Linked DNA regions of Homo sapiens: region 2 is linked to region 1. A link is an interaction called in ENCODE POLR2A ChIA-PET data of the cell type or tissue named here. Cell type or tissue: GM12878. All regions are shown on one strand.

Region 1 (5,000 bases):
GTGAGTCCAACATGCTTGTTTTATAAGGAGAACACTTGGGACAGAGAAAGGGAGGGTAACTTTCCTAAGGTCACACACCCTTTGGAGCTAGAATATGCATGCATCTTCTGACTCCTAGCCCCACCTAGGATGGACACCAGCTCTTAGAGAAAGAGCAGCTCAAAAAACACATCATGATATTATGGAAGTAGATTTTCATTAAGTAAGAAACAGCAGGAAAGCACTGCAGTATGAAAGAGAAAGCACTGCAGTGGTGTGTCAAGAATGCTTTGCAGTCTCAGTTCCTCCATTAGGCAGCTGATTAGACATTCCAAGTGACTTGGCAATGTGAGAGCGCTGAGATCTAGAAATATCCAATGCTAATGTTAAAGTCTATTCTTCCATGTGGTTTTTCTTTCTGAAAACTTTAAGGAATAATTGATTTTTTTTTCACTCCTGTCAAGCAGGTCCTTCCTCATAATAGATTGAAATATAGAGTGAATTTTTTAACTAAAAGGCAGAAACCCGAGATTGAAAAAGGTCTTGGCTTTTTGTCTTAAAACAAAACAAAAACAAAACAAAAAACTAACCATCTTCATGTGCCTGCTTGTGGGGGACGTTAGATGATCAGGGCAAGTAAAACTGGTGAAGCAGTTTGGTTTGTCAGGGCACTCTTTGAATTTAGTGTGTGGGAGGGACTTCCTGTAGAATTTTGCCAATTTTTTTTTTTTTAATTTTTATTTTTGAGACGGAGTCTCACTCTGTTGCCCAGGCTGGAGTGCAATGATGCAATCTTGGCTCACTGCAACCTCTGCCTCCCGGGTTCAAGGGATTCTCCTGCCTCAGCCCTCCCTAGTAGCTGGGATTATGGGCATGCACCGCCACGTCCGGCTAATTTTTTTTTTATTTTTATTTTTGTATTTTTAGTAGAGACAGGGTTTCTTCATGTTGGTCAGGCTAGTCTCCAACTTCTGACCTCAGGTGATGCGCCCGCCTCGGCCTCCCAAAGTGCTGGGATTACAGGCATGAGCCACTGTGCCCGGCCCTTATTTTGGTTTTTCAGGGCACTCCTTGATTTTAGTGTGTGGGAGAGACTTCTGTAGAATTTTGCCAATGTGTTTGCTTGGTGAAGAGAGTCAGAATAAGGGAGGAGACCACCCCTCATATTGTCTTATGCCCAATTTCTGCCTCCAACAAAAGAAGAAGTAAAAACTAAAAGGCAGAAATGAAATCCACAGGCAGACAGCCCGGCGCCGCGTCCTGGGCCTGGTAGTTAAAGATCAACCCCTGACCTAACTGGTTATGTTATCTATAGATTCCAGACATTGTATGGAAGAGCATTGTAAAAATCCCTGTCCTGTTCTGTCTCGTTCTGATTACTGGTGCATGCAGCCCCCAGTCACATACCCGCTGCTTGCTCAATCCATCAGAACCCTCTCATGTGGACCCCTTTAGAGTTGTGAGCCCTTAAAAGGGACAGGAATTGCTCACTTGGGGAGCTTGGCTCTTGAGACAGGAGTCTTGCCAATGCTCCCAGCCGAATAAATTCCTTCCTTCTTTAATTCCGTGTCTGAGGAGCTCTGTCTGTGGCTCGTCCTGCTACAAGAAGGCCAGGAAAAATGAAAAGTCCTTTAGAAGGAAGGGGTCATTAAGGAGAGGAAGTCTGTGTGAGGAAAAGAATGATATCCACACTAAGAATGAGTCTTATTTTCTCTGAGCTGTTTTACTTTGGCTCTTGTATTGCTGACTGATTCTGTAAGAACATGGAGGGAAGATACTGATGTGTGGTTACACAGATATAATTTCATTCATACCTGCATTCACTTCATAATGGAAGGCCTGATATTCATCAACTAACTCAACCCTGAGCTTCCACGGTTACCTGGGGGAAAATTTCATTGACTTTTATTAGGAAAGTCACACACACTCACACATCACTGTACCCAACTCAACTCAAAGGCCTCCACCACCCTCAAAGCATGCTTTCAGCATCAAGCTCAGGGGGGACTGCAACATCTTGCACAAGCTGTCCTGCAAAGGAGAGCCATTGCTGCTGTGCTTGTGGCTGAGAGTGAAGAGGCTGAGCAGGTGGCTTCCCTGGCCCAGACCATGCAGGTCAAACTGAATCAATATTGGAGAACCAAAGCAGGTCATCTGTTCTCTGTTCATAGAGCCAGATGCTTGATCTCTTAGAGCCCACAGGACCAGAGCTCTCTCCACATTGTCCCATCTTCAGCAGGACCTCTGAGTGGGCAGACATCCCCGACAGTTGGAGGCAAACCTTCCTGATGTCTAAGGAGACATTTTACTTTATCTTTGAAAAGCTGGCCACACATCTTCAAAGGAAAACCATCCACATAAAATTGCCTCTGTCTGTGTCTCAGAAAGTAGCTACTGGGTTGCATTGCTGGCCTCCCTGGTGCCTCTGTGTCTTGCTGCTAAGTTCCTTGGGGTAGACAGATCTATTGCTGAGCATGCCTTCTATGAGGTTGTGGATGCCATCTGTGCTATCGCCTGGAAAACCAGCCTGACTTTGAGGAGGTGCTGAAAGATAGCACAGATAGAGAAGTTCTGGACCAAAGATGGCTTCCTAATGTGTGCTGGGGCTTCTGGAGGTACACATATCGAACTGTCCTGCCCCAAAGGGCAGGAAAGTAACTATTGGAACTGGCATCAATACTTTTTCTGTTAGAAGAAATTTAAAAATTTAATAAAGGAAATGGATAGATAACAAAGTGAACAAAAGGAAAATAAATGTAGGATTTTAATTAAAAGATCCTTAAATGAATTGTGTTTCTTTTTTTTTTTTTTAAGACAAGGTCTTTGTCTGTTGCCCAGGCTAGAGTGCAGTGGTGCGATCATAGCTCACTGTAAACTTGAATTCCTGGGCTCAAGTGATTCTCCTGCCTCAGCCTCCCAAGTAGCTGTAGCTGGGATCACAGGCATGTGCCACTACCCATGGCTAATTAAATGTTTTTTTTTTTTTGTAGAGACGGGGCATTGCGCTATGTTGCCCATGCTGGTCTCAAACTCCGGGCCTCAAGTGTTCCTCCTGTCTCAACCTCCTGAAGTGCTGGAATTTACGGGCATGTGCCACTGCACTTGGCTCTTATGTTTCATTCTGTCTCAGCTTTGAAGCGTGGAATAGATAGGCCTCTGGATCAGGGCTTTTAATGATTATGGCTAAGCCTTAGCTAAAAAAGGTCACGGTGGAGAGGCCTAAGTCTGTGTTTTTATTACCCTTAGTCTCTTCTGTTATTATTTATGTATTCAAAAAGCATTTGAAGGTCTCCTTTATGCCTAGGCATTATATTAAGTCCAGGGTATTCACCAATAATAAAAATGCCCATCATCTTCGGAAAACAGTATGGTGGGTACTCAAAAAATTAAAAATAGAATGATCAGCAATCCACTTCTGGGTATATATCCAAAAGAACTGAAAACAGAATGTCAAGAGATACAGAATGTTCACAGCGGCATTATTCACAATAGCCAAGAGGTGGAAACAACCCAAATGTTCACTGATGGATGACTGGATAAACAAGATGTGGTGTATACATACGATGGAATATTATGTGGCCTGTCTATTATGAAGGAAATCCTGTCACATGCTATAACATGGATGAAACTTGAGGACATTATGCTAAGTGAAACCAATTGCAAAAGGAAAAATACTGCATGATTCCAATAATATGAGGTATCTAAAGTAATCAAATTCGTATGTATGTATAGAAAGTAGAATGGTGATTACCAGGGGCTAGGGGCAGGGGGCAAAGTTGTTGTTTAATGGTGCTATGATCTGAATGTGTGGGTCCTCTCAAAATTCATGTGTTGAAACCTAACTCCCAAGGCGATTATATTAAGAGGTGGGGCTTTTGGGGAGGTGATTAGGTCAGGAGGGCAGTGTTGTGGTCAACTATCTTCAGGGGCCTGTTGATGGCTGGCTTCTCCATGATAGTGAGCCTGTGTCATATCTCTGCTGGGGCTCAGCAGACCCCATATAGATCCCACTGTTGTGCCTGGGATGGTCCCACTATTTCTTGGCCTGGGAGCATGAGGGCTGAGGCCATTGGTGGAAATTCCAGATTGGTCTTGTTGAAGAGAAGAGCATCAGTCACTTTTTAAAGAAAGATATTTTATTCGAACCACTGCAGTATTGAAGAGAGACTTTAGTATAAACTGAGCTCACCTCCAACTAAGACAATGGTAAATGGGACATTTAAAGGGAGATCATAGAGGTAATTAAAAGGGGGTATGGGGAAGTAAAAAAAAAGAGAGGACAAAGAAAGTCTGGGAAAAATGGAAAATTACAGAAGGAGTGAGTGGAAAATTACTGAAAACTGTTTGGCAAAGTGGGTTGGGACACAGTACATTTTGCAGCTTAGCAGCATTGTGTTTTTCTGAGCAAAGACTTCGCACAGGGGCTGGGGCCACCTTTAGGGACTGCTGTGGTCTGAATGTCTCCCCAAAGTCACATGTTGCAACTTAATCACCAATGTGATAGCACTAACAAGTGGGGCCTTCAGGGGGTGATTAAGTCATGATGGTGGAGCTCTCATAAATGTGATCAGTGACCTTATAAAATGTGATTAGTGACCTTATTAGTGGCTGGAGGTAACTAGCCCCCTTTCGCTGTTCTGCTCTTCTGCCACGTGAGGATACAGCATTCTAGGCACCATCTTGGAAGCAAAGACAGAGGCCCTCACCAGACACTGAACCTGCTAATGCCTTGATCTTGGACTTCTCAGCCCCCAGAACTATGTGGAAATAAATTTCTGTTCTTTTATAAATGACCTGGTTTCAGACATTTTGTCATATCAGCACAAACAGACTAAGACAGGGACACAGTCTAGTGTAGGCAGAAGCCAGGCTGAAGTCTGGTCAAGTCTCTTAGCATAGTGTTTGGGCAAGTCCTTTGTGCTATGTGAAAGTTCACAGTTCACAACTCCTTCCTGCTGCATAGCCTTCCTATTGGGGCAGTTTGGAGGCTGTGGGTCGGTAAGTTTGGAGGATTCCTCTTC
Region 2 (5,000 bases), 1.1 Mb before region 1:
TGCATGGAAATATCATAATTTGTTTAAATTCACCTATTGATAAACATTTGAATTCCTTTCATGTTTTCTCTATTATAAGTCAAACTGGTATGGATGCAAACATATATTTAATACATCCAGTTTCCTACATTTAAAAAAGTTCTATGTTTCTTCCTCCTGTTTTTAACACCTTTGCTAACCAACCACCATCTGTGAGTAGGTGTTAAGGGTTTCTTGACTGATCTTCTACTTTCTATTCTTCATTCTACCCTACAACCATAGCTATCATTTTTTTAAAAAACATTAATGTTTGTCCTTTTTTGTTTAAAGTTCTTTAGTAACCACCACTTCCTCTACCTTGCCCCAGCCCAGTACTCTAAGGATGTAATCCAAACTTCATAGTCTAAAATGCCTTTTATATTATCTGGCCTCCCTCACTTTACCTAGCACTGCTGTCTTTCAAGCTTGTGCTTCCTGACCCACATAATCCTTTTCTCATTGCCTCAAAAGCTCCACTATTTTTTTTCTACTCCAGGTATCCGTCACATGCTGTTCCTTCTTGGAATTCTCTTCCCCAGTTCATCTACTATCTTGCAACTTCTCCCATTCCTTAAGTTTCCAAGAAATCAGTAATGGATTACAAACATCTATCCAAATTTTCTGCCACTGTTGAAGAGGTAAGAGATGAGTTGACTCATTCAAGAAATGGAGCAAGGAGGCTGATCTAAGGAAGAAAAAAAATGAGCAAAGCCAAAAACTATGAACCCATGGTGATAATATCCACCGTATTGAGAGGCCAGTCCAGGAGGCTCATCAGTCTTTTCATAGCTAAAGACCACAGAAGTAATCAAAAGTAAAATATGTATGACAAAAAACCATTGAGTTGATAAAAGACAGCCTTGAGCAAACATTAAAATATGAAATGGAAAAAAGATGAAAATTACTAGACAGATGACTACTAATATGGAATCTAGACAAAGGCGATCTAATATAAAAATAATGGGTATTCTTAAATTTTAAAAAGCAAATAGTGAAAGAAAATGTACTTAAAGATTTAATAACAAAAAGAGAACACAAAGCACTAGAAAAAATTTCCCAGGAAAATCTGATAAAGAATATTTAATGCTTACACATATCTTGAAATAAACTAAAAGCTTTAAGGACATCCATGTAGAAAAAGAAAAGCTCCTCTAAGTGTAAGGGCTGTGAGGGAGGTGCAGATGAGCCTGACCTCCAAAACCTCAGCAGCAGCATTCAATGCCAGAAGACAATGGAGCTCTGCTTACAAAGTTCTGAGGAAAGGAAAGGGTAACTTTGTGTCCATCTAATTGTGCTTGAAACATAAAGGCAGGAAACAAACTTTAAAATAAGCAGCAATTCATGAAATTTAGTGCTCATGAATTATTTTTGAAAAAGCCATCCAACAACAAAACCCAGCAAGCCAATTGTTAAGTGAAAAATTAAAAACCCGGAAGTGGAAGGTTGGTCATTAAACACATTCAATGGCTTAAAGAAAAAGCAAAGCTGAGAATTATGGCTACAGGACAGAGTAAATTTATGAATCTTGATAATGAAAAAATAATAATACACTTAACAGAAATATGGTGTTGTAGGGGTAGGTTAGAAAGATGGTGCCATGTTGCTTACCTTCAGTGCAGGCAGATCCATAGATACTGCTTGAATTGAAGCATTTTGGTGATTGGGTTTTTTTTTTTTAAGTAAAAAAATCTTTTGAAATTTTAGAGTTATCTTCTAGGAAAATAAAATTGCTTGATGTGAAGAAACTTATTAATCTGAGATTGAGCAATTCTACCAATTTCACTAGCTTTTCTCCAGTTTAGTTCAAGTAAAGACAAATTTAATGCTTTTTGTTTTTTAAAAAAAGCATTTACAGTAGGTCCCATTTTTGTAGAATTATGTCTATGTGTGAATATGGGTACATACATAGAGAGATCACTAGGAACTAGGATGATGTTGCCAAATGTTATGACAATTATTTCTGGGTAGTTGATAGTGGGGGTTTTGCTTGTTGGTTTTGTTTTTTAACTTTCTTCTATATACTCTTCCGTAGCCCTTTTTGTGATAAGCATGTATCAGTTTTATAAAACCAATACGTTTTGAATAGGTCCCTGACATCTGAGCTATTGCAGGGTATGGCTGAGGAGAGGGAATTTTACCAGAAGGCCCATTAACCATGGGTCTCATACTCATAAAGACCATAAACTTAGATTTTTTATGTCCTCTCCAAATGAGTTCATACATGCTGTAATTGAAATATACTAATAGGATTAAACACTTAAATTATAGGGAGTTTTCTTCTTTTTAAAATTATAGCTGGAACTTCAAGATGTCCATTCTTCTTGAGAAGCCCTGCATATATTATTCAAAATTAAATAAATAATGATTTAATACATTGGGAAGGATATGGCTCAGAGGAAGGATCCTAGAGGCTTCCTTCCCCTTCCTAGATCATGCCCAGTTTAGAACTTTCTACCAGGTGAACACGTAGCCCTGACACTTCCACCTACAGCTGCAAGCATTGAACAAAAGGCAACTAATTTTTATGCGCCATTTCTGGAACTAGCCCTAGTCATCCAACACACAGATCTCTTTGAATTATAATGCTCAGAGATTTTTACTTGCTTATATTTGGCTCACTTTGGTCTGCCTTCTCTCTGATCTGATGACTCAGTTCCTAATCTCACTACTGAGTTTAGCAAATACTGCTTTTCTCACAACTAGATTCATAATTAGATTATCCATTTGTCTTTGGCTACCTGAACTCACATCATAACTGTGGGTTTCAATTCCCACCTCTCCCCTGCCTCACTGCTTCTTTTTTTTTTTTAATTGTACTTTAAGTTTTAGGGTACATGTGCACAATGTGCAGGTTAGTTATAGGTGGGAATTGAACAATGAGATCACTGCTTCTTAACATCTGGCTTGCTGCTAACCATATCTCATTCACCTGTAGTCATATGATACCGGAAAAGAAACCAAGAAAACAGTACGACTCGCTTGCTCATTAAAACTTCTGTGGCAATGAAGGGTGAAAAGGATTCATAAGAGTGATGAGAAATTCTGGCGGGACCAATATCCAGAATGATGAAATTGAGCTCCTCATGGAAAGATAGTCCTGGAACTCACAGGCTCTCATGCCCCTGAGATGTGGTAGAAATAGCCTTTAACTTGGAGTTAGAAGACCTTGGTTCTAATCCTAGCTCTGTGCTGGCAGAACTGCCCTACAAGTGAGATGAAAGGATGCTAAACAGTAACTCGAATCCTCACAAAGAAATAAAAAGCAGCAATAAGGGTAACTACACAGGTGACTTATAAAAGCATAAATGTGTGTTTGCTTGTAATTTTTCTGATTTAAGACAACTGCATAAAGTAATACTTATAAAACTATTGATGGATTTATAACATATAAAGATGTAATTGGGCAATAATAGCATAATGGACTAGGGAGGAAAATGAGTAATAATGGGATAGAAAAAAAGAGAGAAAACAAATAAATAAAATTAAATTCTAGCTCTACAAATTATGAGTTGCGTAACCTCGAGCAATTTTTTACCCAACTTGAGTCTCAATGTTCTGCATACATAAGGTATAATATTTATCTTATCGTTAAGTAAGATGACATTTATTTTAAAAGGTTGTTGAGAGAATAAAGTGAAAACAGTGTTTCACAAATATTTTGTACAATGATTTGCACAGGCACTCAATAAATGCTGGAACTACTGGGTAATGTATACTTGGTGGTTCAGTACATGACTTTCTCTACTTTTCTGCACATTAACATTTTTATAGTAAAAGAAAATTTAATTTAATTTAAAATTTAATTCCAGCCTCCTTCCTTTTATGTGGGTTTCTGTCACCAGGCTGGAGTGCAGTGGCGCAATCTTGGCTCACTGCAACCTTCGCCTCCTGGGTTCAAGTGATTCTCCTGCCTCAGCCTCCTGAGTAGCTGGGACTACAGGCGCCCACCACCACGCCGGCTAATTTTTTGTATTTTTAGTAGAGACGGAGTTTCACTCTGTTGGCCAGGATGGTCTCTATCTCTTGACCTCATGATCCGCCCTCCTTGGCCTCCCAAAGTGCTGGAATTACAGGCATGAGCCACTGCGCCAGGCCAAAATATATCTTAAAGAGTTAATCATTTGAACACACATAGGAAATTGGGAGAGGTAAGGACTTGAAATCGCTGTTGCTAGCATTTTTAACTTTGTCCCAGATCTTAATGATTAAACAATGTCCGTGGGAAATTTGAATGTAAATAATGTGGGGCTGGGCCTGGCACGGCGGCTCACACCTCTCATCCCAGCTCTTTGGGAGGATGAGGCGGGCGGATCACCTGAGGTCAGGAGTTCAACTTCTTTGAACCATTTGTTGAAGAGACTGTCCTTTCTCCCACTGAGTGATCTTGGCACCCCTGTTGAAGATCATTTGGCTGCATATGTGAGGGTTTGTTTCTGAGCTGTCTATTCTATTCCATTGATCTTTATGGGCGCAGTTAACTTTAAGAAAGGAAGACTATGTATGTGTACCTATCTTAATCATATTAGCCACTTAAGAGCAGTGAGTTTTCTTTGGCTGGTCACAGAAGGAAAAACAGAGATTTAAAGTATGAGCAAAATTTGACAAAGGCGTGTTGCTGAAATGGAGGGACCGTGTGGCTAGGACCTGAGGGCAGCCTCTAGCAGTTGGGAGTGTCCCCAGACTACAGCTGACAACAACAAGGAAATGTATTCTGCCAACAATTTAAGTGAGTTTGGAAGTGGCTCTTTCCCTAGTTGAACCTCCTGATGATGGCACAGCTATACAACATCTTAATTTAAGCCTTATGAGACCTTGAGTAGAGGACCCAGTTAAAACCAGACTCCCAACACAAAAACTGTGAGATAATAAATTTGTGTTATTTTGAGCTGCTAAGGTTGTGGTATTTGTTACACAGCAATAGAAAACTAATATACCCTGGTTATACCTTCTTCCTCTGATTAGGTCATTAACGGCCCTAGAGT

The links. ChIA-PET counts read pairs that join two places held together with the same protein. Peaks named below come from ENCODE experiments on the same cell type or tissue, not always from the same donor. Only the 100,000 strongest peaks of a DNase experiment are listed, where the experiment ranks them.
Region 2: POLR2A ChIA-PET joins it to region 1 with 5 read pairs; 1 of 35 experiments calls an interaction of 5 or more read pairs at or near these places.

The regions. Positions count from the first base shown.
Region 1 is chr6:52,300,436-52,305,435 of GRCh38, reverse strand. It overlaps LOC124901329 (a long non-coding RNA gene), which reads left to right. Exons shown (of 2, transcript XR_007059609.1): 2 at 2,970-4,772. Among named protein-coding and RNA genes, the nearest start is that of MCM3, 18 kb to the right of the region's middle. RefSeq lists a silencer at 951-1,245 and an enhancer at 4,211-4,505. In GM12878, no CTCF peak of the experiment used is centred here; no DNase peak of the experiment used is centred here; H3K4me3 peaks cover 733 bases; H3K27ac peaks cover 1,955 bases.
Region 2 is chr6:53,424,829-53,429,828 of GRCh38, reverse strand. No RefSeq gene overlaps it. Among named protein-coding and RNA genes, the nearest start is that of GCLC-AS1, 4.2 kb to the left of the region's middle. In GM12878, no CTCF peak of the experiment used is centred here; DNase peaks (open chromatin) are centred at 2,678 and 2,958.